Linked DNA regions of Homo sapiens: region 1 is linked to region 2. Evidence: chromatin loops called from intact Hi-C (ENCODE). Cell type or tissue: IMR-90. All regions are shown on one strand. Links, peaks and the distances in the headings refer to the core of each region. The heading gives the core; the rest is flanking DNA.

The links. Hi-C counts contacts between places; a loop is a spot of excess contacts. Peaks named below come from ENCODE experiments on the same cell type or tissue, not always from the same donor. Only the 100,000 strongest peaks of a DNase experiment are listed, where the experiment ranks them.
Region 1: it touches region 2 in a loop (4-fold over the local background); 3 of 110 quality-filtered maps call a loop at or near these places.

Annotation. Positions count from the first base shown.
Region 1 is chr17:15,639,830-15,656,305 of GRCh38, reverse strand. It overlaps TRIM16 (tripartite motif containing 16), which reads left to right. Exons shown (of 12, transcript NM_001348119.1): 7 at 4,360-5,215; 8 at 13,490-13,585. The coding sequence starts at 4,697. Among named protein-coding and RNA genes, the nearest start is that of FBXW10B, 28 kb to the right of the region's middle. RefSeq lists enhancers at 4,448-5,397, 10,239-10,328, 11,143-11,958, 12,803-13,389, 13,390-13,976. In IMR-90, for the core only: no CTCF peak of the experiment used is centred there; a DNase peak (open chromatin) is centred at 4,485; H3K4me3 peaks cover 2,418 bases; H3K27ac peaks cover 1,074 bases.
Region 2 is chr17:15,251,764-15,264,113 of GRCh38, reverse strand. It overlaps PMP22 (peripheral myelin protein 22), which reads left to right. Exons shown (of 5, transcript NM_000304.4): 2 at 3,353-3,464; 3 at 4,921-5,020. The coding sequence starts at 3,387. LOC124903931 (a long non-coding RNA gene) reads right to left here and starts at 3,155. Exons shown (of 2, transcript XR_007065632.1): 1 at 2,979-3,155. RefSeq lists a silencer at 3,103-3,222. In IMR-90, for the core only: CTCF peaks have their summits at 1,579, 2,725, 3,177 (motif pointing left) and 6,592 (motif pointing left); DNase peaks (open chromatin) are centred at 783, 1,483, 3,223, 3,583 and 2 weaker places; H3K4me3 peaks cover 3,511 bases; H3K27ac peaks cover 3,439 bases.

The sequences.
Region 1 (16,476 bases), core at 701-8,700, 390 kb before region 2:
GCAATAGGGAATTTGAGTTCAAAAGAATCATGTGACTTTCTAGCCTCAATATTTGGGTGCTGGGGGTTTGAGCATGGGCATTTGAGACTTGATGGGATGTGTCACTGTCCCTGGAAGCAGGATCAGAGCTTGGGCCTAGTGGTGTTCTGCTTTGAGGGTTGGCATTAGAGGGGACTTAGAAGTTGTGGTGAATTTTGTGGTCCCAGAGGGCTGAAGATGAGCCTCCAGAGGGGCCACCACTCCTAATCCCATGCCCCTGCCAAATATCCCAACCTGAGCATGATGCCGTCTCCCATTGAGCTCGGACATGCACTTAGACCCCACCGCAACATAATTCCTCAGAGGGCCAAACTAGAAATTGATTTACCGGCCCTGACTTAGGACAACATACTCATTTCATGGACAAGGAAACTAAGGTTAAGTGGGGACACGCGTTGGGCGCGGTGGCTCACACCTGTACTCCCAGCACTTTGGGAGGCCGAGGCGGGCAGATCACGAGGTCAGGAGATTGAGACCATCCTGGCTAACACGGTGAAACCCCGTCTCTACTAAAAATACAAAAAATTAACCAGGCATGGTGGTGGGTGCGTGTAGTCCCAGCTACTCGGGAGGCTGAGGCAGGAGAATGGCATGAACCCGGGAGGCAGAGCTTGCAGTGAGCCGAGATCATGCCACTGAACTCCAGCCTGGGCGACAGAGCGATACTCCGTCTCAAAAAAAAAAAAAGAGAGAGATCAAATGATTGGCACAGGCCAGGCTAGGGCCCACATTCCCATTTCCTGTTTTCCACACCACTGTGGAATGTCTGCTAGCTCAGGACTTCAGTGGGGCATTGATGAAGGGCTGAGCACTCCCATGAACTGCTCTAAAAGGGTTAGCCATAGAGAAGCAGGTATGAAACAATTCATGAGAGAAGAAAGGGTGGGAATGAGATAGGGAGGGAAGGAATGAGGAAGAAGTGAGCCACGTGGAAACCCAAGCAGGATGTATGCCTTCTGATTTCTACTGAAGCTGTAGAAAGGGCCAGGCAGGGCAACTACCTTTTCTTCCCCATTCTCAGAGAGATCAGAGGCCCTATGGTATGCGGGTGGACCAGTTCAGCCTCCAGTACCAGGTCACTCTGAAAAAGGGATTAAAAGGAAAGCCACCTGTCCATTAATACTGGAGAAAACACTGACAATGGTCTGGACTGGGAGAAGCCAGTCCTCCTGGCTGGAGACATGAAAACCATGAAATTAAATTCCAGAGCTCTGACAGAAGCCTGTATGGCTTTGTGTGGTCTCTGACAAGCTACATTTTTTTTTTTCAATTTTTAAAAAGGACTCAAAATATAAGGACTTCAATGACGGGACAGCTATTCATCTTTCCCCATCTCATAGTGCTGTGGGATAATTAAGGAATCAAAGAGACCAAGGGATTGAGGAGGATACTTATTATTTATTATTTAGGTGCACTGGCCCAGTCAGATTAACATCCAAAAAGACTGAGCCCGAACAAATAGTCTGGTTACCTTTTAAGCATTTTATGGGGCAGGGGGAGATCTGTGCAGGGGGAAGCATATTACAGAAGCGAGAAACAAAGACAGTTATTCAATTAAGACATGCATTACATCATTTCTTACTTTTCAAGGAAAAAACATGTTTTACAACTTGAGTTTATCTGCCTAGTGACCTTGCAGCTGCAGAGCTAGAGAAACAGCGTCTTCACAATGCCTGGGAAAGGGAGAGAAAAGGCTCACTGGCCACAGAAAAACAAGCAGTTAATTTTTAAAGGACTTCAGCTCTTTCTCTTCCTCAGGGGGAATTGGGTTTTCTTACATACAATGAATTTTTGCTTACACGTTCTTTAATTTCTTTTAATTCCTTTTCCAGTAGAACTGGACCTGAGGCAGCTAGGAATAGGATGCATGTTTCTGACCCTGGCCAGGATCAGAAAGAAGGAAACCTCTCCTGAGGGTCTTCAGCAGTGGAAGAGGGCAGTCAGGACAGGGACAGTGAGGAAACGTTACATCGCTAAAAAGGGCTACTTATGCGTATTCTATGCGTGGTTGAAAATAAACAGCACTGTGTCTGGAATGAATTTGTAAAGTCTTCGGTGCCTTCTAACTCTGAGTAGTCACTAGGTCTCTCGGATTTCTGAAAAGTACTAGTCAGTGACAAGAAACATCCCTGTGTTTATTTAGTTTAATCCAAATCCTATAGAACTCACCGCAGGGATGCAGAGCCATAGGGAGTGTAATATCTTGGAACCATCCTAATGCCTGATCCCTGGGGCTAGGTGGATCTGACCCCTCCCCCTCCACCCAATCTCTCTCTCTTCCATTCGCCTTCCAAATTCATTTGAGTTCAAATGTATCTGATTAAATAATCCCAGGGAAAACTGTAGAAAGCTCTAGAATTTGGGGTTCAGGTACCCTGGAATAATCCTGGATTCCTTTGTATCCATCTGCAAACGCTGGGTACACTGTGTACCCCCGTCCAGGGGTCATGCCTCGCAGCCTCTTTCTTCTAAGGAGCTAGAGGCTTCCAAGCTCATGCCCTGACCGTGTGTTACGGGCTGAATTGTGTCTCCTTCCCCTACAAATGTGTATGTTGAAATCTTTGCCCTTAATACCTCAGATGTGACTGTATTTGGGGAGAAAGTCTTTAAACAGGTAATTGAGGGTGGGCCCTAATCTAGTCTTACTGGTGTTCTTATAAGAAGAGGAGATTAGGACACAGATACGTACAAAGGGAAGACCATGTGAAGACATAGGAGAAGCCATCTGCAAGCCAAGGAGAGAGGCCTCAGAAGAAAGCATCCCTGCCAGTGACTTGATCCAGCTTCTAGAACTGTGAGGAAATGAGTTTCTGTTGTTGAAGCCAACCAGTGTATGGTTCTTTGCTATGGCAGCCCTGGCAAGCTCACACACCATGCGTCTTACTGTGTTTGTGTTGCTGTAAAGGAATACCTGAGGGGGTGGGGGTAACGTATAAAGAAAACAGATCTTTTGGCTCACGGTTTTGCAGGCTGTACAAGAAGCATGGTGCTGGCATCTGCTTCTGGTGAGGGCCTCAGGCCGCTTCCATCCACAGTGGAAGGGGTAGGGGAGCTGGAGTGGGCAGGTCACATGGAGAGAGAGGAATTAAGAGAGGGGGTGGTGCCAGGCTCTTTTTTAACAATCAGATCTTGTGGCAGCTAATATTGATAGAACGAGAACTCACTCATCACTGTGGGGATGGCACCGAGCCGTTCATGAGGGATCCACCCCTATGACCCAAACACCTCCCACCAGGCCCCACCTCCAGTATTGGGGATCAAATCTCAGCATGAGGTTTGTGGGAACAAGTGTCTCAACTATAACACCATGTCTAGGAATGTTTCGTTAAGTGGGCAAAAGGGCTGTTAACCTGAAGGGAGCATTCTGTGGAAGGAGACAAGTCTTCCCTGACCCTCCTGATCTCCACTGAGTACCCACGTGATGTTCATCTCCACGAGTGTGACGGACATTACTGGAATGTTCAGGAAGATGATATGGAAAAGTCAGCATCAGAAGTATGCATCCTGGCTGGGCACAGTGGCTCATGCCTGTAATCCCAGCACATTGGGAAGCCCAGGCAGGCAGATCACCTGAGGTCAAGGGTTCGAGACCAGCCTGGCCAACATGGTGAAACACTGTCTCTACTAATAATACAAAAATGAGCCAGGCGTGGTGGTGGGTGCCTGTAATCCCAGCTACTCAGGAGGCTGAGGCAGAAGAATCACAAACCCAGGAGGCGGAGGTTGCAGTGAGCCAAGATCCCACACTGCACTCCAGCCTGGGCGACAGAGTGAGACTGTGTCTCAAAAAAAAAAAAAAAAAAAAAAAAAAGGTGGGCACCGTGGCTCACCTGTAATCCTAGCACTTTGGGAGGCCGAGGCGGGTGGATCACGAGATCAGGGGTTCAAGACCAGCCTGGCCAAGATGGTGAAACCCCGTCTCTACTAAAAATACAAAAAAAAAAAAAAGAAATTAGCCGGGCACGGTGGCAGGTGCCTGTAATCCCAGCTACTCGGGAGGCTGAGGCAGGAGAATCACTTGAACTCGGAGGGCGGAGGTTGCAGTGAGCCGAGATCACACCACTGCACTCCAGCCTGGGTGACAGAGTGAGACTCTGTCTCAAAAAAAAAAAAAAAGAAAAGAAAAGAAACATGCATCCTATTCCTAGCTGCCTCATGTCCAGTTCTATGAGATGGGAGTAGATGAATGGCTGTCCTGGTGTTGAAGTCCTTACATTTTACTTCTCTTTAAAAATGAAAACAAAAAAAAATGTCGCTTGTCAGACCACACAAAGCCACACAGGCTTATAACAGAGCTCAGGAATCTTCTGTCCTTTCCAGAGCAGGCACAGAGACACGTGGTCTTCAGCAGAGCCTATGGGGTTCAGATGATTCACATAAGAATAGAAGTTTCAGGGCTGGACCTGGGGAGGCAGCCTGAGCCTGAGCCGGCTGTCCTGAGCCTGAGTACTCTAGCTGCCTTGTCGTCATCGCATCTGGCTGCCATCCAGCGCCAGCACACAGTAATGAGTGGCCGAGCTTCCTCTGGGAGGGAGGAAACAGTTAAAATCTTGCAGCAGCTGCAATCATCTAGGCGTGGTTCTCTTGTCTGACTTGGGCTGCACAGATCCTGGGCCAAGGGACAGAAGAAAGACAGCCTAGGAGCAGAGCCTCCCAGATGGCTGAGTTGGATCTAATGGCTCCAGGGCCACTGCCCAGGGCCACTGCTCAGCCCCCAGCCCCTCTCAGCCCAGACTCTGGGTCACCCAGCCCAGATTCTGGGTCAGCCAGCCCAGTGGAAGAAGAGGACGTGGGCTCCTCGGAGAAGCTTGGCAGGGAGACGGAGGAACAGGACAGCGACTCTGCAGAGCAGGGGGATCCTGCTGGTGAGGGGAAAGAGGTCCTGTGTGACTTCTGCCTTGATGACACCAGAAGAGTGAAGGCAGTGAAGTCCTGTCTAACCTGCATGGTGAATTACTGTGAAGAGCACTTGCAGCCGCATCAGGTGAACATCAAACTGCAAAGCCACCTGCTGACCGAGCCAGTGAAGGACCACAACTGGCGATACTGCCCTGCCCACCACAGCCCACTGTCTGCCTTCTGCTGCCCTGATCAGCAGTGCATCTGCCAGGACTGTTGCCAGGAGCACAGTGGCCACACCATAGTCTCCCTGGATGCAGCCCGCAGGGACAAGGAGGTGAGTGCTTGGGGACCATTCATCCATTTGGGAGAGGGCGGTGGGGGATGGTGTGCCCAGCTGGCTGCAGCTGCTAGGTCCACTGACGCCACTACTATGCTCTGAGCATACCTGAAAAAGACTAGCTTCAGCGTCTGCCTGCTGGGTCAGTGTAAATATACATTGCACTTGGTTTTGGAAACTGTGTGGAGTAGGTTGCTCCGTCCCCATCTCTGTCCCACTGTCTCTGTGCGATCTCTGTCTGTGTCTGTCTCTCCTCCTTCTTGCTAGTTTCCTGCTGTGCCTTATACAGCTTTTGGTGATGTGTGTTTGGGTGGAGGGTGCAGAAGTTGTGGGGGCTTAGGGCGGTGATATGTCCCTGTGGCTGGATCTGCATGGCACATCCATTGTCAATTAATGAAATAAAACCTTGGCAGAAATTCAAGAGAAAAGAACAACTCTTTCTCCCAGTTTCTCTTTTTCTCAAACAAGAGACCAGTAGAATGGGCCCCTCTGGAGATAACAGGAAATCTAAGAGCTTGAAAAGTGCTAAGATAGCAGAGAATTTGAAACTTAGGTCCAGGTATAATGTCACAGGTGGCTTAGGGATAATAAAAGTTCCTCACCAGATGGAGGTATCAGGAGAGACTAAGAAACATCATGCTCATAGCCTGTCATTTTATTTCCATCGGATAAGGAAACTGTTTCTAGAACAAGTCGTTTTTCTTTGCCTAAAGCTAGATCCTGGAGAAGTTCCTGGAAATTGGTTTGGCACCTCATATGCTTTTTTCCTTCTACTTTGACTTTCAGCGAACACTTTTAGTTTTCAGTCGGGAAGTGTAGTTGACGTTTGCCCCACATTTCCTACATTAATCATCAAGGAAGTTCCCTGTTGACACTGAGTGCAGGTGGCAGACCTATGGCCATTTCTTGGCAAATGTTCCCTGGCATCAAAGGAAAGAGGTTTCTAGGAAAGGGGGTCTACTTGCCAGGGCCCCTCCTCTCTGCCAATCCCTAGACATAGATTTTAGCTGGTGCTAGTGGGATTGTTCTGGAAACCTCTGTATTCCAGATGCCAATGAGTCACTGTTTCCGGCCCGGGAAGCCACTTGCCAAACTGTTTCCAGTGTTCCCAGGGTAGGGAGTGTCCCATCAGGAGGACAGGTAGATCAAGAAATAGATCAAAGGAAAAAGCTCCTGTAGTTGAGGAAAATAGCCTTCACTGAGTATTGCCATGTGCTGAATGCTTTTTGTGGATTTTCTCACCCAATCTTCAAATAACTATGAAGTTATCTCATATCCTCATTATCTCCACCACACTTGTCCAAGCTCATAGTCGATTAAGTCACGGAGTGAGGAATGGAAGCCTCTGGAAAGCCATCCTACTGGAGGGACATGAAGAAAGGACACAAAAATCACAATATTATCCTCTTTTTTTGCACCAAAACCTGCCACACATATACAAGAATTTTATTATTTTTAACTGGAAAAGTGATGCATGAAGATGTTAAAAAATAATCTCCACCAGCCGGGCACGGTGACTGACACCTGTAATCCCAGCACTTTGGGAGGCCGAGGCAGGCAGATCATGAGGGCAGGAGATCGAGACCATCCTGGCTAACACGGTGAAACTCTGTCTCTACTAAAAATACAAAAAATTAGCTGGGTGTGGTGGCGGGCGACTGTAGTCCCAGCTGCTAGGGAGGCTGCAGTAGGAGAATCACTTGAACCTGGGAGGCGGAGGTTGCAGTGAGCCGAGATCGTGCCACTTCACTCCAGCCTGGTGACAGAGCGAGACTCCATCTCAAATAATAATAATAATCTCCATCAAACAGTGCAATCAATTTTACTAGGAAAGGAGGGTCTCCAGTCCATCCCAGATCACCAAACCTCCGTTTTCTCCTCGAAGGCTAATACTGTCTACACTTTCTTATTTCCTTGCAGAAATGTTCTATGCCTGTACCAACAGAGATACAATATAAATTTTAAAAACAGGGCACCTAATGTATTAGAGAGATGTGGGGTAATTGCAATTCCAAGCAGGAGGAGTTGTGTAGAGCACGCGCAGAACTCTGAATTCAGACATCCTAGGAGAGAAGTGTATAAGGTAAAATGAGGACAACTGAGGAATGGGCTTGAGGGCAGTTTGGGGCTGAAAAGCAACATGGCTTTAGGTACAGTGCTAAAACCCCATTCCCCAGACCCCTCTGCTTTCTGGTCTGCTTAAAAGAGCTCTTGTCCTTTCTGTGTCCTTGTCCTGTGTCCTTGTTTTCAGCTCGGAGAGCAAGTTTACTCTGTAAGTGTAGCCACACTCTAGGTGGCTTGTCCAAATCTTAGAAGCCAAAAGGTTTCTTGCAGGGAGCCCAGGAGACCAGCCTAGAAGACACAGTACCTTGACGAGGCTAAAGCCTCCACCAGGATGATTTTGAAAGTCATCAGACATAACTAAGGCTCCGGAAGCCCAGTAGTCCCTTCAGCTAGCCCAGGCCTGCTAGAGTTACTCGCTGAAGGTCACTTTGGGTCATGCGAAGGGCTAATTACTCGGACAGGCATGCTGTGTATAGGAAACTGCAAACAGCAGGGTCAGCCATGAAGACACAAAGTGGCTGAGATCCTGCTTAGGATCCACAGAATGACTAATTTCTCAGTTAACCAAGTGAACCCTTTTTGAAGCTCCTATGGTTTCTAGCCATATCAGTGGGCAGACACTGTGTGCTTTGAGAGGTGGGTGTTCTTTGATTATCTTTTCTCTCCTGCTGAGCTTCCAGAGCCCAGCTATTTTTCATGGGGACCTCAGCACTTCCCTTTACCCCAGACCAGCATCTCCAGGCCCCTTTGTGTTTTTTTGTTTGTTTGTTTGTTTGTTTTTTGTTTTTTTTTTTTTTTGAGACGGAGTCTCGCTCTGTCACCCAGGCTGGAGTGCAGCGGTGCAATCTCGGCTCACTGCAAGCTCTGCCTCCCGGGTTCATGCCATTCTCCTGCCTCAGCCTCCCGAGTAGCTGGGACTACAGGTGCTCGCCACCACGCCCGGCTAATTTTTTTGTATATTTAATAGAGATGGGGTTTCACCGTGTTAGCCAGGATGGTCTCGATCTCCTGACCTGGTGATCCCCCTGCCTCGGCCTCCCAAAGTGCTGGGATTACAGGCGTGAGCCACCACGCCCGGCCCCCTTTGGTTTTAAGAGCAGCTGATCTTGCCTGCTGGCTGCCAAGTCTTCTCACCTTCTCTGAATCTCAGGCTTGCTATGTAGAAATGAGACTGTGTGTGTGTGTGTGTGTGTGTGTGTGTGTGTGTATGAAATCTGGACTCCTTCTATGACTGCCTTTCCTGTTTGTTCTGACCCATGAAGCAGGTATGGTTCTTTCATGTTCCTCAAGCGTATCAAATGTTACTGAGTGCTTCCTATCGCTAAGTGCTGGGCTGCACTGTCTAGCCTCCAGGAGCTTGGACTCTAATCAGGAAGCCAAGGCACATACCCTAACTCCACAGAGTGCCAAGAGGCTGGCACGGTGCAATTACTGCACCTTTGGAACCAACCCTGGGAGCGAGGTCAGTGCAGGTTCCTAAGGCAGGAAGACCTGAGCTGAGCCTTGTCCTAGATCTTTGGAGAACATTAATGCCAGGCCACGATGCTGAACCTCAGCATCAGTCCCAGAAAGTTCAGGACTGGATGCTGGCTGCAGACACAGTCTCCATGGTGAGCAAGAGCCAAGTATCTAGAGCCAAAAGTATCCACGCTCATCTGGGGAGCGGTTAACTGGCATCACTCACAGCCTGTTTGCTGGCAGCCGAAAGGTGGATGATAGGTGTATGTGGCCACTTGGGAAAGGAATTACTTGGGCCGGGCGCGGTGGCTCACGCCTGTAATCCCAGCACTTTGGCAGGCCGAGGCGGGTGGATCACCTGAGGTCAGGAGTTTGAGACCAGCCTGACCCATGGTGAAACCTTGTCTCTACTAAAAAAAAAAAATACAAAAATTAGCCTGGCACAGTAGCAGGCGCCTATAATCCCAACTACTCAGGAGGCTGAGGCAGGAGAATCGCTTGAACCTGGGAGGTGGAGGTTGCAGTGAACCGAGATCGCGCCATTGCACTCCAGCCTGGGTGACAGAGCAAGACTCCATCTCAAAAAAAAAAAAAAAGAATTTATTTCAGCCATTTTGGGGAATGCCCAGGACTCAGTATTACGTAACTTGTTTTTCTTATTCTCCCAGGCTGTAAGTATTTTGAGAGGGGGCAGTGTGTGTCCTATGTGACTGAGCTGGCCATATGTACTATGGTGAATTCTGAGCAGCTGACCGAGGCATGCAGTCAGCGTCCAGGTGGACTCTAGTTCTTCCTTCTCTAGAAAGGCTAACCCTGTGTGCTTGGAATACAAAGGAACTGGCACAGTCTGGGATTTTCTTCTCTCTTCCCACTCTCCCTGTTCTTTCTATTTTTCATCTCTAACATGACCTGGCTGCCACTCTTTGTGTGCCACCTTTGCCCTGTAGCAGAAGGAACCCTTCTGTTAGCATATTTAGGTAGTCTTGCACCAGATGAGAAGCTAAATGGCTTGAATGACTTGACAAAGCCTATATGGCCAGCAAGTGGCAGGTCCCAAAATATTTCGGACTCCAAATAGTGTGCCTTTGACACATCTGTCATTGTCTTGCTGAAGCAGGCAGAGCTCTGTGTGCCCTGCCTTCCAGAACTTTCTGTGCTCATGGGCACCACAGTCCCGCTTCTGGGCAGGGCCCACCCTGACCTGAGATGTGTGTGTGGCTGACCTCTTGGGAAACCCTGAAGCCAGTGTCTGAGGCACCCCATCATTTTCAAGGAACAGGAATAACTGGAGAAACAAGTCTTTCAAAGTGGTTCCACCTTTTGAGGTAACTGGGAGTGCCTTTTCTTGGGGTGACTCAGTCAGGAAAGTCCCCGATTATGTACTTAAGGAGTCCTTTTCTCTCCTTTTATGGTAGTCTGCAAATAGCAGAGAGAAGCCCCTCACTCTCGATGCTCCCTGGGTACCTCCCTATGGCCCCGCTGCTGCCGACTGCTTCAACACATTCTTCTGTCCCTGCTGTTTAGATGCCGTGTTGTAGGAGCCTGTTGCTAGGGTGTGTTCTGATGTGTCTTCCACCACCTTTAAACAAGCAGCTCATGTTCCTTTTCTCTCCCCTGGAATGGGTCACTGTGTAAGCCTTTTTCATAGTTCAAGATTCCAGGATTGCCCCCAAATAGGCCAGATCCACCCCCACTCCCCACTCCCAGGCATCACGTCTCAGGTATCAAGGGTGAGAGGTCACTGGGGCCCCCTCAGCTCCACTCTCAGTGACCTGGAGCCTGAGCAAACATTTCCTGCCTTCTGCAGTGTCCTGGAGAGGCGAGTCCTCTGCCTGCAGCTGCTTCCCTCCCCAGGGGGCCTGGAATTCCCCCAGTCTTCAGTGGAGAATGGAGAGACAGTTTATGCTCTCTGAGTTCTATTAGGGCATAATGACTCGCAGCTTTAAATGCAGACAGAAGCTATTAAGCAGTGAAAGCGATTCTTTTTTTTTTTTCTTTTTCTTTTTGTATATTGCCCTTGTGGAAGTAGGAAAGTGACAGGGTCTTTGAGGTTTGCAAAGGCTTAAGTGCGCCTTGGCACACCTCTTGGCAGAAGGTGTTTAGTGCATCCCAGGAGGCAAGATTGAAGCTGGGGCCAAAGCAGGCAAACCTGAGGTTTTTGGGCAGGCACTTGCCTGGGCTGGGAGGGCTGGCTCTGCCTTCGAATACAGAACATGAATGGAAAGCAGCCATGGTAGCAGGAGTAATAATGATGATGATGACGATGCTGGCACCCACTGACATTTATGGAGCTCATTAATAATGTCCCTGGTACTATACAAAGTTCTTATTGACATACGTTATCTCGTTAGTCCATTCTTTCCTAATCCTATGAAGCAAACACTTTACTGAGCCCCATCTCACAGGTGAAGAAATGGAAGTTTAGAGATATTAAGTTGTGAAATAAGAAACAGGCCAGGCACGGTGGCTCATGCCTGTAATCCCAACAGTTTGGGAGGCCAAGGCAGGCGGATCACAAGGTCAGGAGTTCCAGACCAGTCTGGCCAACATAGTGAAACCCTGTCTCTACTAAAAATACAAAAATTAACCGGGTGTGGCGGTGTGTATCTGTAATCCCAGCTACTCAGGAGGCTGAGGCAGGAGAATCGCATGAACCCGGGAGGTGGAGGTTGTAGTGAGCCAAGATTGCACCATTGCACTCCAGCCTGGACGACAGTGTGAGACTCCATCTCAAAAAACAAACAAAGAACAACAACAACAACAACAAAAACTTAGGTTTGGTCTCTGCCCCCATTTCCTGGCACCCGACAGCTCTTAGAACCCCCAGACTCTCTGAAGTGGTAAGTGTCTGAATGCCAGTGAGATGACTGGGTGGCTGAGGGGGCTCCCGAGAGCCTCAGGATGGGGGCTAGTTGCCAAAGGAGCCAACCCTATGATGAAAGGGTTTGACTTTCAGCCCCATCTCCCTGATCTCCTCCAGGGAGGGAAGTGAGGCTGAAGGTTGAGAGGATCACCAATGGCCAGTGATGTAATCAATCATGCCTACATCATGAAGCCTCCATATAAACCCAAAAGGCATCAGGCGCGGTGGTTCACACCTATAATCCCAGCATTTTGGGAGGCCGAGGTGGAGGCAGATCATTTGAGGTCAGGAGTTCAAGACCAGCCTGACCAACATGGTGAAACCCTGTCTCTACTAAAAATACAAAAAAATTAGCCAGGTGTGGTGGCACATACCTGTAGTCCCAGCTCCTCGGGAGGCTGAAGCAGGAGAATTGCTTGAACCCAGGAGACAGAGGTTGCAGTGAGTCGAGATCGCGCCACTGCACTCCAGCCTGGGAGACAGAGCGAGACTCCATCTCAAAATAAACAAAGACACAAACCCAAAGGGCTGGGCTTCCGGGAGCTTCTGGATTGCTGAAGGGGTGGAAGTCCATGGAGGGTGTGCACCCTGCACTGGAGAGGGCACGGAGGTGTCACTTCCCTCCCACATCCCTTGCCCCGTGCATCTCTTCCATCTCCAAGTAGGGAGTGTCAGAATTGAGTTACATCTTAGGACACCCAGCTGTTGTTGGAGAATGGCTTCATGTGGAAAAAAACCCACACGTTTTAGTTATGAAAGTGTTCTGTGTTGTGTGACTATAAGACAAAGAAAGTTTGTTTTTCCTATTCATAAGTAAATTTGGCCAAAGTCTCAACTGCTAAGTAAAAAAATGTAGACTTCCCACTTGGCCATCTGGCTCCAACCCTACACTCCCTGTTTGGCTCTTGTGGGGTCAGCCTAGGCTCAACTCCATTGATGAACTTGGAAACATGATTTTATCACCTGTACCTTTGAAATAATAATCATGTTTACCTATGTTGACAAAAGGAGTCAAACTCTGTAACATATTTGAAGATATTCATCCTGAGCCAAATATGAGTGACCAATGGTCTGTGACACAGCTCTCAGGAGACCCTGAGAACATGTGCCCAAGGTGGTTGGGGTACAGCCTAGTATACATTTTAGGGAGACATGAGACATCAATCAAATACATGTAAGATGTAATTTGGTTTGGTCTGGAAAGGTGGGACAACTGGAAACCAGGGCTTCCGGGTCATAGGTAGATTCAAAGATTTTCTGATTGGCAGTTGGTTGAAAGAGTCAAGTTATTGTCTAAAGACTTAGGAATGTCTGGGTTAAGATAAGAGGTGGTGGAAACCAAGGTTTTATCATGTGGGTAAAGCCTCCAGGGAGGAGGTTTTGGAGAGAACAGATTGTAAATGTTTCTAATCAGACTGAAAGAGTCTGCTGTATCAGTAATTCCAAAAGGGAGGAAGTTATAATGAGCCATGTCTGACCTCCCTTCCCATCATGGCCTGAACTGGTTTTTCAGGTTAACTTTGGAATGCCCTTTGCTGAGAGGAGGGATCCATTCAGATTGTTGGGGGTTTAGGATTTTATTTCTGGTTTACAGCTAGTATGGGTATGGCAAGGATGGTGTGGGGTAATCCACAAAATGCTTGAAATGGTGAGCAGCACGGCATCCGTGCTCACTGTATTTTCGCTGACTCATGCTGACTGCAGCCCCAGGAGGGCACGGGCTCACCGCCAACCCTTCGTGCCTCCCGGCTGGTTTCTGAGATCAGCCACAGAAGTTAAACTTCTTTCCAGGGAAGAAGGGCGGGGATGTCAGGGCTGGAGAGTGCCCGTGTCCTTCTGTGTGCATTGGGCTCCTTCCTCCTTAATTCTCTGCTTTCCACTTTTAGGCTGAACTCCAGTGCACCCAGTTAGACTTGGAGCGGAAACTCAAGTTGAATGAAAATGCCATCTCCAGGCTCCAGGCTAACCAAAAGTCTGTTCTGGTAAGACCAGCCTGGGTCAGCCAGGCCTGTGAGGGTGTGGGACGTGGTACTGCATGCCTAGCCTCCATTCCTGTAGGTTCCTTGGGGTTTCTCCACAAATGAGAATTGTAGGTACAGTTGACTACACCATGCGGTAGCCTCACCTTGATGTCAGGATTTGTTATGAAATTAGTTTAAGTTTTAAACCTGGCAAGTGATTTGCTTTTTAATAATATAAATTAGAACCAAGACTAATCCTGTAATAACAACATTCTTATTTCTACATTTGCTTATGCTGTCTTGACAGGGTGTATGTGTGTGGGGGGCTGGGAGTTTAGTCAGAGGTCCAAAAACTATACGTTATCTTGGCTTCTTCCATTATATGAGGGTGTTCTGCATGTGAGTCTCACCAGTCCTATGACCTGGCAGCTGGAAAAAAGGAGTTGAGAACTCAGGATTACTGATGGTATTTGAGAAGGCCATGGTGTGCCAGGCTAAGTAGGCAGTAAATGGTCTCCAAGTGGATTCTGAGGAGTTCTACAAATGCCTCTCATCAGTGGCAAGCCAGTAACCACCACTCAGAAGAGAATGCAAAACAGGCCGGGCACAGTGGCTCACACCTGTAATCCCAACACTTTGAGAGGCTGAAGTGGGTGGATCACTTGAGGTCAGGAGTTCGAGACCAGTCTGGCCAACACGGTGAAACCCTGACTCTACTAAAAAATACAAAAATTAGCCAGGCATGGTGGTGCACACCTGTAGTCCCAGTTACTCAGGAGGCTGAGGCAGGAGAATTGCTTGAACTCAGGAGGTGGAGGCTGCAGTGAGCTGAGTTTGCACCATTGTACTCCAGCCTGGGTAACAGAGTAAGACTCTGTTTCAAAAAAAGAGAGAATGCAAAACACCTACCCTATGGAAGTGAATCAGCATTGTCATCTTTATATCCTGAGAATAAATGATTCCATCCATCATCCATCCATCCATTCATCTACCCCTAATGCATGTATTCATTTCAACTTAATTTTCACCTCCTGGGTGTTTACAACCAACTAGCTACTGAAGGATGAAACACCTCTTTCTTACCCACAATATCTTATTAAAGGAAGAAAGAGAATTATCCCTTTAAAGCCTTATAAACCTTCAGAGATAATGGATTTCCAGGCTCAAGATAACCTGTAGAACCACATGGAGGGTCTTGTGTTTCCCAGCTCTTTAATTTTCAGACACTTTGATCCCTCCTCAGTTCTCATAAGTACATGATGACCAGGGGAGGTAGTTATTACAATAGCTACCATGCACAAGGGGCATGAAGACATGGAGAGATGACAATACTTGTCTAGGGCCATCTAGATTGATGGAATGTGAGAACCTAGAGTTGTTGCTCCCTTGACTTAAGAATGACTCAGTATATTGATAGGCATGTACACCATCCTCAAATCTTTAAACCATTACCTGCTGGCTCCTTGAATGTATTGAGGCCTCTCCTCTCTGTACTGTTTCTGCTTGTCATCATTTTCATGGTAAGTAATGCCCTTTGCACATTACATTTACATGCAAGAAAGAAGTGTTTCTCAATGGGAGGGTTTAGGAATGAGGGCCAGGCCACAGCAGAAGTCAACCTCAATCCACCAATATCATCTGACACCTCCCTTCCACTATCCTTTCTCAGGATGGCCTCAGTTGGGGCCGGGGGTGAGGATTTGGATCCTGAGTTTGTCTTTAGTCTCATCCTCTTAGCCTCATGGTATCGTGCTTCTATGAGGAACTTACAGGTCATAATTGTAGACAGGATTCTGCTCCTTTCCCACAACACCCTCATGCTGGTTCCCATGCTGTGTCCTGCTCCTGCTTTCTGGAGGTCATCGGGAGCGGGCAGTACAGGCAGGGAGCACTCTGTGGCCTCTGTGACTCCTAGAGCCTGGCTACCTGGAGCCTGAGTGGGCATGAAGGGTGAGTAAGCCGGGGAACTAGGACACGTTAGCTAATGCAGAGCCTGGATCAAACACCATCACCACCATTTGCCCCCGCTCCCAAATGGTTATAAGCAAAACTCTCCTGTCTTCTGAGGTAGATTTCTTCATCATTACTTCTTTGCCATATGGAAATGTAATTTGGCTTTTAGATTTAAATCTAGTAATGATTAATATATCAGAATTTACAGTGTTTGCAATGTCAAGGAGGCAACACCTGTAAACAGTTGGTTCAGGAATTGCTGGGAGTCTTGGCCTCTTTCCCTCTTGGTCGCCTGCTCAGCAGCAGCCTGTGTATTTATAGTCCATTATGGGCATAGGATGTTACCCTAACTGGTGCCCACAGTGAACAAGGGGCTAAGCCCTGTCTCTCATCTGGTCTTGGGAGGGCTTCTGTTTAATGGGCTGAACTTAAAGGTCCTTCCCTGCAACCCCCACACAGCCACAGCCCATGGGCTGAAAGCTCAGCTGAACTCCCATTGTACCTCCCCAGCTCATCCTAGTGAATGTGCCAGGGCCCAGAGGGAGAGGTCAGGCTGTGCCAGCTCAGTGCTATACTGCAGGCACATGGATCCCCAACCCTGGGCCCTATTTTGAGGCAGTGTGGAATGGTGGTCAAAGGGATGGACTCCAGAGACAGACAGTCTTGGTTCAAACCTTGGCTGTGTGATCTTGGGCAAATCAGTCCATTTATCACTGTCTTAGTTTCCTTATCTAAGAAATGGAGACCCTAATAGTACCTACCTTTTAGGGTTGCTAGGAGAAAAGTGCCTGGCACATAGTAAGAACTTACTACATGTTGGTTGTTTTTATGATTATTGTTATATAATTGGAAGAGTGACCAGGCTAGCAGCAGAGGGTCCTCATTCTCAGGAGAGTGGGAAGAGGGAGAGAGGTGAAGTGTCAGAGGGCTGCAGAGCCTATACCTGGCAGAGCCCCAGG
Region 2 (12,350 bases), core at 8-8,007:
GGGCACTGGGCCCTTATTATGTTGCAGACACGATGTTAACTGCTTTGTACATATTGTCTCCTTCAATCACCACCATAAACCTTTAAAGCAGGCATTACTATTTCCTTTTGCACCTGAGAAAACTGAAGCTCAGTGAACTTGAGAAATTGCCCAAATTCACAACAAAAGTAAGCAGGGTGATTAGGTTTGTTGGAGCCCAGAGCCAGAGTGCCTAACCACTGCACCATACTGCCTCTCACAGACCATGCATATAAAGTCCAGGCAAAGTGCTTGGCATATAACGGGCACTGTAAATGCAGTGTTTACAAGTACACTTCATTTTAATCTGATAACACGATAGTTTTAAAAAGATCATTGTTTGAAGATCTTTTTCAAATTTATTTTTACTTACCGTAAGAATATACAATTAGCTAAAATAGCAGCTCCTTTCAAATCGTAAAATAATATAGAATTATTTGAATCATTGAGAGTGATGAGCTTCTATGACACAGTACACTAGAGGTAGGGAAGTGTGTGTGTGTGTGTGTGTGCGCGCGCGTGCGTGAACTGCTGCATTTTCAGGCAGAAACCTTTAACATCCACATTCCTGCTCCCTGTCCCGTGCCTCAAGGCTGGCCTGCGCACGGGAGTCTCAGTTGGGCGCGCCTCTGCCAAGCCGAGACTGAAGGGGGCTAGCCTCTCTCCCTGTAACGCTGGGCGGGCCACGTTAGGAGGCTATGAATCAGCTGATTTCCTTGGCTGCTCCAACCCCACCTCAAATGGCCACCTCGCACCCGCCCGCCAAACCCCATGGCCAGGACTCCAGCCAAGGCTGACAGCCAAGCCCGACTGCTGCAGGAACACTTTGCCTAGAGCTTATTCGGTGGTAGTCTGGTTTTGCCTAGGCTAGGAGGAGCCCAATCCCAGACCATGCTATCCAGTAGTCGGCCGGACTTTTCTTCCCCTAATTCGCACCCAAGAGGAGCCCGCTAGATCAATCCCCGCCAATCCTAGGAAGCTGGCATGCTTCGTAGGTGCAGACAGTAATAGCGGGGACCGGCGCGGGGCAGGTGTGTCCGGCTAAGACGCCAGGACAGGGCAGGGGCTCCAGGACCCGAGAGGAGAGGGACTTCTTCCAGCGCTCAAGCGCCCGCTGCCCTCTATTAGTGGGAAAGGAATCCAGCCTCAGCCCCGCGCGGGCGCGGTCGGCGTCGGCGGGCCCAGAAGCCCAGCCCTGGGCATCCGCTGAGCTACATTTGGCTGGGTCTTCCCAGAGTGGGCTGAGGAGCCAGTTTCTCGGTCAACACTAGGTCTCCACGGGGCCAGGGGAGAAGGGAGGTGGGAGGTGAGAAAGCTCAGCCGCCTCTGGTTTCGAGTAAAAGTCGCCGCGGTTTTGCAGGGACCGACTTTTTCTTGAGGCGCATTTAAGGCCAAGTGACTGTCTCCTGCCCTCCCTCTCTCCTGCCCCCTCTCCTCCCTGAGTCCCGCCCTCCCGCACACGCTGACCCAGGGACACACCCTACTGCAGCGACGCAAACAGGGCGTTGTTCCCGTTAAAGGGGAACGCCAGGAGCCTCCCACTGCCCCCTTGCTTCGCGCGCGCGCAGCCCCGCAGCGCAGCTTTGGCGGCGCCAGCAGCGGAGCCAACGCACCCGAGTTTGTGTTTGAGGCCACCCTGAGGATCGGGACAGCTGTTCCTTTGGGCTGTAAGTGATTTGGTGGGGAGAGTGAAGGAGATGGAGGAGAAATGTGGGCATCTTCCAGTGAGGGTGCCAGAAAGCGCAGCGCAGGCGCGGGGCTTTGGCCAGCTCCCTGGGGCTTCTGTTTAGGGGCACAGGGTCCCCTGTGTGTCCTGTTTCCCTCCAATGGGTCTTGGAGTAATACAACGAGGAGAGCCTTTATGGTCTATAAGACCTTACAGGGCAAGGGTGATGGTGCTGGTGTCTGGATAGCGGATAAGGGCGGCCCAGTTCTCGCCTTGCTGAAGAGGCGTTGACTCTGGGACACACTGGCAAAACAGTCCCTGTGGCGGACATCCCGAGAGTGTTGGACTCCTGTGGTTCCCCAGTTCCCAGCCTCCTGCCATCGGCTTAATTCAAACCCTCTGGGAGTCATCAGAAATCCTTGTTTATTTCTTCCAGTGCATTCCAGAGTTTCTTTGAATGTGATGCTTGTGGAGAGGAACAGAGGGGCCTGGGATTGGGTACTTTCCAAACTGGGTTATTGAAACGTTGTCTCCCTGGCCCAAGACTCTGCCTAAAATGGTCCCCAGAGTCTCAGCCAGATCTTTCACAGCCATGCATGTCCTCTAACAGGTCATCCCAGCCTTCAGTTCCCCCAAAGTTTAAAATGAGGGGCGAGGACCGCATTACTTGGGATAAATGTCCTGCCGGCTCTGACCGGCTGAAATTCTCGGACTCAGCCTTTTACCCTCTGTCTCTCTCTCCCGTCCGCTGGACATCTACTCCCTTCGGTCCAGGCTCCTGGGCTCCTGTCCCACCGCACCCAGACCGGAGCTCAGGCTTGTTGGGGTTCGTGTCCTGGCTTTGAGTGCCTGGGGTGCAGACTGGACCCCTAGGCGAGCACGTGGGTCTAGCGCAAGAGCAGAATGCCCCCTGACCCCAGGGGCTGCCTGGGGAAGCGCGCGGTGGACGGGAAGCGCAGGGTCCGGGCAACCCTCTCGAGCCATTCTTTTCTTTCCACACTACTCTGGCTCTGCACCACCTCTCCGGAGCCGCCAGAGTCTGCGCGAGGCTGAGCTGGGGCCAGGACCGTTCCTCTACGCTGGCAGAGTTGGGTGGAAACTTGGAGACAAACGGAATGCGGAGAGCACTGGGGTCTGGGAAACCAGCCTCCTCGCCGCTGTCTCCCCCACCGCATGCCACGGCTGTCTCCAGGTCTCAGACGGAAATCTGGGCACCTACTCCCCTCACCCCTACCTCCACCCCATAGGGGAATTCACCATCTGAACCGGGGTCTCGGAGAACGTGACCTCTCACCTTCCAGGGAGGTCGCCGGGAGGTGCTTGGGGTGGGTGGAAGCGTGCAGTGGCCTCTGCTCATATTTTCTGGAAACCCCTCCGTTCCCTGGGTGGTTTTAGACGTGCGAACCGCTTGTTTTGTTTCCAAAAGCAAAAGATGTTCCGTTGCAGGCGGGCCCGGCTGGGCGCTGGGCACTGGGCGCTGGTCCTGCAGGCGGCTGCTGCCCCCTCTCGGCGGCAGGCGGCGCGAAGGCTCCTGACCCGCGCGGGCGGTCGGGCTGCGGGCGCTGGGCCAGGCCGGGCCTTCCGCTAGTGCGCGGGACCCTCCCTCTGCGCGCGCCTCCGTCGCTCGGCCCAGTGCGTTCGGCCTCACGCCCAGCGCTCTCCTCGCAGGCAGAAACTCCGCTGAGCAGAACTTGCCGCCAGAATGCTCCTCCTGTTGCTGAGTATCATCGTCCTCCACGTCGCGGTGCTGGTGCTGCTGTTCGTCTCCACGATCGTCAGCGTGAGTGCCTGGCGGGGAGGCTCCCTGCGCGGCCCGCCCTTCCCCATCTGGGTTCCCAGCCCGTGCTCCTGCTGGTTCAGGACTGTGTTATTTGCAGACAGTTGGAAGTCTCAGACGTCCCAGGGAAGTTTCTGGCAATCTGCCCCCTTCCAGTTGCTTTGAGAAAACGAGAGCAGATTCAGTGATAGGAACCAAGCGAGCGCTGGGCTGGGTTAGCTGCGCAGGTCTCTATTTAAGCCAAGTAACTTCAGAGCCGATCTAGGGTCCCCGACCTTCATTTGACAAGATTGTTTAACTTTTTTTTTTCTTGATGCAGCCTCGTTGAAGAAGAGGAGTATTTATGATTTTTTTTTCTCCAAACCATAGTCAGATGGGTGAATTAATTTATAAAACACCCTTTTAGGACTTGAAATTGGAAAGTTAAAATGGGCTTTTCTGGAAAAGAGTTCACAGGTCCCATGTCGGCTTTATGGCATGAACACAACACATTGTTAGTAAAGCTTCCACTGGTAGGAACAGGCCATCAGAGTAACTTCTGTTACAAAACTGTCCAGCCCATTAGATCTTAAAGTTATTTTCTTGGCGATGAAGATGAGCAGACATTCAGGCAGTTTTCCAGTGGTGGCTTTCACTTCTTAATTTAAGGCACATTGTAAGCATGATTTTCTTTTTCGTTTTCTTTTCTTTTCTTTTCTTTTTTTTTTTTTTTTTGAGATGGAGTCTCCAGCCTGTCACCCGGGCTGGAGTGCAGTGCCATGATCTTGGCTTACTGCAACCTCTGCCTTCCGGGTTCAAGCCATTCTCCTGCCTCAGCCTGGGATTACAGGTGCCCGCCACCACGCCTGGCTAATTTTTTTTTTTTTTGTATTTTTAGTAGAGACGGGGTTTCACTATGTTGGCCAGGCTTGTCTCAAACTCCTGACCTCATGATCCGCCCACCTCTGCCTCCCAAAGTGCTGGGATTACAGGTGTGAGCCACCGTGCCCGGCCTGTAAGCATGATTTTCTAGTCTCTGTGAGAAATAATTATGTTGGGGATTTGTGACTTAGTTTAACATTTACAAGCATCTTCACAGTATCTCCATTGTGCCTGGTGATGATGATATCAGACTGATAGGAGCTATAAACAAGGAAATAGACTGAGAGAGGCGGGCTTGGGGAATGATCCCGAGATGCTGGGAGGAGAGAAGGCTTGAATGCAGGTGTCTAAGGTTGAGTTCATGGCTCCTTCTACTATAGTAAACATCTCTGCACATAATCGTTTCTGTGTGCATGTGGAACTTCTCCATTTACAAGGTGCTTTTAAGTCATAAAACGTTGGCTCTTACCATGCAGGGGTGGGCGGTGTGGCTAGGTGGATGCGGGTGCTTTTCGCCATCCCTGGGCCTTTCTCCTTCCCCTTTTCCTTCACTCCTCCCTCCCTCCCTGACTCAGGATATCTATCTGATTCTCTCTAGCAATGGATCGTGGGCAATGGACACGCAACTGATCTCTGGCAGAACTGTAGCACCTCTTCCTCAGGAAATGTCCACCACTGTTTCTCATCATCACCAAACGGTGAGGCTGGTTTTGTGCTCCATGAGCTTGTCCTCAGACGCCTGTAACACGTTTCTCAGCCCAGAGCTGGAAACGCTTATTGGAAGACACAAGCCAGAATGTCGTTGCTGGGGTGGGGTGGGATGTGACAGGGAGCCATGAGTCCAGGGAAAATGGGAGGGGTGGTGATCTCGCTGGGGAAGCTGAGATCCTGGGCATCATTGTGATTCACTCTACCTAGAGACATGCCCTTAGTGCCCTCCTGATCACTTAGGATAATGCTTTTTGTGATTGAAAAAAATATCGACCTGGGAGCTGTGAAGGTGGTATGATAGCTAAGCCTTTGGCAGACCCCCTTGGGACATTGGATCAAACGTGTATCTTTGGTTTGGTGGCTGTCTCTATTCAGAAATGTCCTGCCCCTTTCTGCTGCAGTGACAGTGGGGCTAGCTCACTGCACCGTCAGTTACATGGACACAAGACTGGCTGCCTTTCCAGGTCTTGGGCCTCAGTGATGCCACCTAGCATCAAAACCTTTGAATGTTTCCTTGTTGCAAGATGGGGACTTGAAGCTATTTGCAAAACCCTAAGCTAAGCCTTGGGGTCCTTAATCCAGAAGATCGTATTTCTCCTCTGTCCTCAGCATCTTTGCTTGTGAGATATGGAAGCCAGGCTTCATGAGGGTCAAATTAAGGGATAATTGGCAGCAGAAGCACCAACTAGGTACCCAAGGCACCCAGAGGGAAAGGAACACCCAGCCAGGAGCCCTGTGTGTTTGGATGCAGACAGGTGGAGGTAAACAGGATGAGCTGTTTTGGTGGCTGGGTAGGCCATAGCGATTGATGTTAAGAGCCCGTGGACCTGGATCCACATGATCTTTTGTTCCAGAAGATGTGTCCTCAGGCTGGAAGGACCTAGAGATACAGCAGAGCTTTCCTAACATCCTGGGTTTAAAAGGCCACGGAAATACAGCTTTAAATGTTGCTGGAGCTACTCATAGATCCAGTATATATGTTCAAGATGCTACACCAGACGAGAGAAACCAGTTTAGATCCAGTTCAGTAAAACAGGCAGTGAAGTGGCCTTTGGTCCTGGCTTTGCATAATCCAGTTGCTTTGCTGGACTTTCCCTCTTACAGCTCAGTACCCAGTAATACCCAAGCATGTCCCCAGCTGAAGCATTATAAACCAAATTCCTTGAACCACAGTACAAATAGAAACTGCTAAAATAATAATTTGGTAATTTACATGGAGAAGATACGCAAGGAGTAGAAAACCCTGCTTTATGTTTTTACCTTCTGGGTTGGGGAGGGAGCAGAGAAAAGGTCCCAGTCCTATTGGAGTGAGAACAGTGCTTAATCTTGTCTCTGAGTGTGTGAAAGGCATTGAATTAAAGCCATCCCAGAAATTACGTGGTGGGTTTGCATGGTGAGTTGGCAACTGAGTAAATGAAATACTCATGAGTGCCTGAGAATGTGACCGTAGCACTGCTTGTCCCCAAAGCCACAGCATCCGGTTTCTCCCCCTTTAGGGTCTGGCTGAAGTTCCCGGAGCACTCCGGATGGGAGTCTCCGTACTCGCTACTGACACCTGGTGGTTACAAGTAGTGACTCAGCCCGAAAAGGGCAGGCTTTGGTGCTCACAGGCGCCATCCCCAAGTGGCATCTGGCCACGCGGCTTGGCACAGAATCCTGGACTCTTGGGCCCGGAAGGGGGCAGTTTTGGCAGGCGTGTTAAAACCCGGCGAAGTTTCAGCAGAAACGAGGCGGCAGAGGAGTTGCTAAGTTGTGCTTAAACCATCTGCAGGAAAGAAAGCAATATTGACCTGTAGCATGTTACAGATTGACATTTGGTGTCTTCTGCCGTTGGAAATAGCTGTCAGTTGGTGCTAGAAGCAGATCTCAAAGAGGCACTAGGGTTATTTTAATCAGGAAACTTCTTATCTCTCAACTTGTTCCTTCTGTGCCAAGCTCATGTTCTTGAGTTCATTTACAATGCCTCCTTAGTGTGGGTTTCAAATCTGCCTCGTTGCTTTCCGTGAGGACCCCAGAGTGTCTGTTTTCCACATCTCCCTTCTCAGCTCTCACAATCAGGGCATTTTGAAAACATCTGGACACTGCACCTGAACATGCTGGGTTTGTTTTCACGCCACTCAGGCTTAATCTAAATTTGAAATTTCCATTTACACTTCCCCAGTAGTGGTTATCTCTGCCGCTATCTTCCCCAACGTGGCAGCACTTGCTACGACTTCAGCCTTAAGTGGCGAATCCTCCAGGGCCTCTTTGATTGAGTTTAACAATTGTGGCTGCAGACAATAAGCTGAAAAAAATGTGTACTTTTTAAAACATTATACTGTCTTTACAAATGAACTATGCTCATTGCGAACCATTTAACTTGTCTGTATTTGCTCTTAGAAAGTATATTTGAAAAAAAATACTTGTTAAGTAATCAAAAGTAATTTGTTATTGACATCGATTTGTGAAGAATATGTTGCAAGTGTGAAAAAATAAATAGTGGTGCAATCTCGGCTGACTACAACCTCCACCTCCTGGGTTCAAGCGATTTTCCTGCCTCAGCCTCCCGAGTAGCTGGGATTATAGGCGCCCAACACCACGCCTGGCTAATTTTTGTATTTTTAGTAGAGAGGGGTTTCATCATGTTGGGCAGGCTGGTCTCGAACTCCTGACCTCAGGAGATCCACCCACCTCACCTCCCAAAGTGCTGGGATTAGAGGTGTGAGCCACTGCGCCATGTGACTTGGTATTTTTTTCTGAAAGGACTCATTTTTCTGGTGCATGACCATGACACTTCACCTCTCTCTGGGGGTTGCCACTCATGTTGTTTTCTACATGAATGGGGCCTCCTGGCATCGTGCCATGAGGCAGTCTAACATCTAGGTTGTGTAGTTTGAAAGAGACACACCAGATCTTGCCCCCAGGCTACATCTTAATATTAGAAATAGTTTTAGATTTTTAACTAACTGACTTTGACTCCGCCTGCCTTCTCGTTTTTCTAAATGTGTTTGTATACTTTCTGGCACCCCCTCCTTATCTGCCTCGTGTGGGCAGAGGTAAGAGAGGCTTAGTGTGGGGATATTCGTTATGATATTGTATCCAGTGCCTCTCCGGCCCAGGGAATACAAGGATCTGGAATGCATGGGCCTTGCCTTGATGGTCCCGAGCCTGGTCGAAGAGTCAGGAGATAGATATGGAAGGGTGAATCACTCCCTTGGAAGGCAGAGCAGGCCAGGTGCCCAAAGGGAGGCAGGCAGACAGCGTCTGAGTTCAGGGAGGAAGCGGATGGGAAATCTCTGGTGGGAGGTAGAATCTGATCCATCCTCCAAAGGATGGGCAGGATTTAAGTCAATACAGGCAACGGGGAGGAGAATATTCCCTGTGACCTAAGGTAAGGGTAGAACAAGGCAGGGGATGGGGTAGACTGGTTGGCTAGTGTTCTGGTTAGGATTAGGATTGATTGTGTATAAGAGAACATCTTCAAATGATAGGGGCTTAAGTAAGATCATTTATTTTTCTCTCTTTTCAAAGAAGTCTGGAAGTAGGTAGCCTGAGAGAGGTATGGAGGTTCCATGAAATTGTCAGAGATGCAGACACTTTCTAGCTCATTTCTTTGCCATCTCTTGGGTTTGGCTGTCATCTTCAGGAAACAAAAGGCTGCTAGAGCTCCAGCCATCTCATCCATGATTCAAGCAGTAGGGTGGAGAAAGGAGGTGGGGAAGAATGAATCTCCTTTTCTTTTAATGAAATGTGACATGGTCACACCTACACCTATTTACAAGAGAGGCTGAGAAATATAGTCATTCGGCCTTGGGGGAAGCATGGCTTTTCAAATCATAGAAACCTGGCAGCAAATACCTCTCTGTAAGCCTGGTGTGGAATACTTTCCTTGAGGGTTTGACCATCCCCTCCCATACCCAATCATACTCTTTTGCAATAGCTCAGTTGGGCCCTATGCAGTTCCATAAGTCCCAGTTATTTCAGCATTCTTCAAAGAGTCCATCTCTGCTGCATCCTGGGCTCTGTCAGCCACCCCACCATTCTCACATGGGCTCTTCTCAGAAACTTTAGGACCTGTTGAGGCTTCTCTCTCTCTATTTCTACCACCTCTCCAGGTATAAGTAAGTCTTATTATTATTATTGAGACAGAGTTTCACTCTTGTTGCCCAGGCTGGAGTTCAGTGGCGCCATCTTGGCTCACTGCAACCTCCGCTTCCCGGGTTCAAGCAATTCTCCTGCCTCAGCCTCCCGGGTAGCTGGGATTACAGGCATGCGCCACCACGCTTGGCTAATTTTTTGTATTTTTAGTAGAGACGGGCTTTCTCCATGTTGGTCAGGCTGGTCTCGAACTCCCGACCTCAGGTGATCCACCTGCCTCAGCCTCCCAAAGTGCTGAGATTACAAGCGTGAGCCACCATGCCTGGCCATCTTATTATTATTTAATGAGTCCAGACCTCTCTTCTGAATCCCAGACCTGTTTATCCAGCTGTCTCCTGGCCACTTCCCTTGGGATATCTAAGAGAGGCCCCCAAGTCACTAGGCCAGAGACAGTCCTTATCTTCCTCTGCCAATTCAACCCCTCTGTCACTTTCTAGTATTTTAGTGAATGCTGCTTCACCAGCCAGCAAGCCAAACATCTAGAGTCTGCCTTGACTTGACGCGTTTCCTTCTTTCTCTTCTCAGCATTGTCACGGGTCCCTCAGGCCACCCCATTGTTCCAATGCCTGTTGCCCACCTGTGGTCACGCTGCTTCCTCGTTTGTCAGAGGCGCCAGGGCAGCCTCCTAACTAGTTTGCCTGAACCCTTTCTTGCTCCTCTGTGACTCATTTTTCATATGGAATCCAGGCTGATATTTAAAAAAGCACAAACCTAATTATATCACTCCTCATTTTGAAACCTTTCAGAGGCCGTTCATTGGTCTTAATCTTCAGATGAAAATCTTTAACAAGGCCCATCGGAATCTACCTGAATGATCCACTCCTGCTTCTGTTAAGTCTCACCTCCCATCTCTCTTCCCCTCATCTTGGAATTTCAGCGTTTTCTCACGTCCTGAAATGTGAACTTCCCACTTCGGGAGTCTCTCCATTTCTCTTCTGATCTTTCATGCAGGACTATTTCTTGAACAACTCTCGTGTACCAGAGACTATTGCAGGTGCTAAGGTTACAAGAGTGAACAAGAGCTTATGTTTTACTGGACAAACCAGTCAGTAAACATGGAGAATTTGGGGGCAATGGTAAGAACTATATAAGACAGGGTAATGGGATAAAGAGGGATTGCAGTGGTGAAGGAAGGTCTCCTTGAGGAGTGGCCAGGAGCCAGCCATATGAACATCTCGGGGAGGTTCCATACAGAAGGACCGTCAAGTGCAAGATCGCTGGGGAGGGAAGGAGCTTGGCGTAGTTGAGGGACAGAGGGCAGGGCAGACTAGTGGGAACAGAGAGTGAGGGGTAAGTAGAATCACAGACCATCTCAAAGGTACCCCCCACCCCCACTAGGAAGGAGTTGGGTGCACATGGATGCATTTCTAATCTTTGTGATTTCCTTAGACCTGCTGTCTTCCACGGGTTTCTCAGTGGTCCATTTGATTCCAAGTTGGAGTGACAGTCCAGAAGCCTCTATAAGGCAGAATATATCAGAAATTGTACAAGGTAGAAATGCATCGGTATATTTTCAGTGATTATTTTGGGTGACGGGATTCTTATCACTTTGGCTGTTTTCTTTCTTTTGCTGCCTTACCTGTTTTCCTCATTGAGATCTTTTATTTTCACAATCAGAAAATAACTGTGAACATTTTATGTTAGAAAATTGGTTTTGAGTAGTAAGTAGGTTCCCTCTGCCTTGATTAAGAGAGTGGAGCCCTGGGGCATGGCACGCAGGGTCCATGGCGTCGCTTTGAATGAGGCCAGTTCCTGGAGCTTTAGTTTGCAAACTCATACAATCTGGAAGGCTCTGGTGAGGGGGAGGGGTGTGCCAAGCCTCCTCCCCAAGACCCTATGGGTGAGTTTAAAATCTACTGACCCAAAGGATTCAGGCAAAACATTTGCCCTGCTATTGAATGAACCAGTGCTTTTTGTTTTGAAGTCTCCAAGATCCAAATATCAAGTCCAAGTTCTCACAAGCATTCCCCTGCTTTTTGTTTAATTTGTGTGGACCTGACGTGTAGCAGAATGGGTCAGAATACTGGAATTAAGCCACAGGCGGCTTGGGAGCCCAAGAGCTAGAAGGGCACAGTCCTGGCTTGCCCTGGCCCCTGGCTGGTCTTCATCAGCTTCAGTGATGAGGCAGGACCCAGGCAGTTTGTCTTCAGTAAAATCTGTCTCTCAGGGCCTGTCCCTGCTCACAAAGTCCTCTCTTGTCTCAGAAGAAAAGGTAGTTGATAAACTTTTTCATGCTGAGGTGTTAGGCACAAAAAATGTGCCCCTTTTTGAATCACTTTTGTTTTTAAAAAGGAGGCCAGTGCTCAACACCAAAGCATGAAGGGAATTGTTGAGCTTTCCTGTAATCTGTCCCCAAACGTCCTTGGCCACCTCCATTGTCTAAGGGCAGTACCTGCAGCCCCTCATTTCCCAGTGACAACAGGTGGGTCTGCTCTGCCACAGTGTGTGGGCGGGACCAGCACCAGACGCTGAGAAGATGACCACTTACTACTCTTCTTTTCCATTTAAACAGCAGCAGCAGCAGCAGCAGCAGCAGCAGCAGCAGCAACAGCAAACTCATGACTATCAATAGGTTGTGTGAGGAATTAGATCAATGCTTTGGGTTGAAAATTAGAGAAACTAAATCTTGCCAGTCTCAGCAGCCCCCAACCTGAGCCCTTGGTGGTCTCCTATCATCGCTGTCTTCAAAACGATCCCAGACTTGTTTATCAATTTGGTGACACTGTCATTTTGGCAAGGACACCAGACAATTTCCTTGTCTGTGGCTCAGCTTTTGGCCAGATTTTAGAAAACACGGGAGACCTTCTGCATTTATGGGTTCATGTTTTACATTTTAAAATCTTCGTGGCTCCCTCAGCCAACCCATAATCTCTACCCAAGGAATGGCTCTGGATTTTACAGGCTCTTATGAGATGCTGAGACCCTGGTGGTACAAGGGAGGTACAGAGGACGGAATGTGTTGTCAACATGCCAGGATTTCAACCCTTAGGGTTTCTCTGATGCCAATACCCAGGAATTAGTATGAAATGTTTGTTTGAACCTGTGTCTGAACTGTATGACCTGGAATCTATAGTCTTTGCTTTAAAAAAACTTCAATTGTATCCCCAAGATTTCACCAGCACCAAGAAAACATCCCTTGCATTTCAGGAGCAGGGACTGGCCATGGTGCAGCCTGAGGTT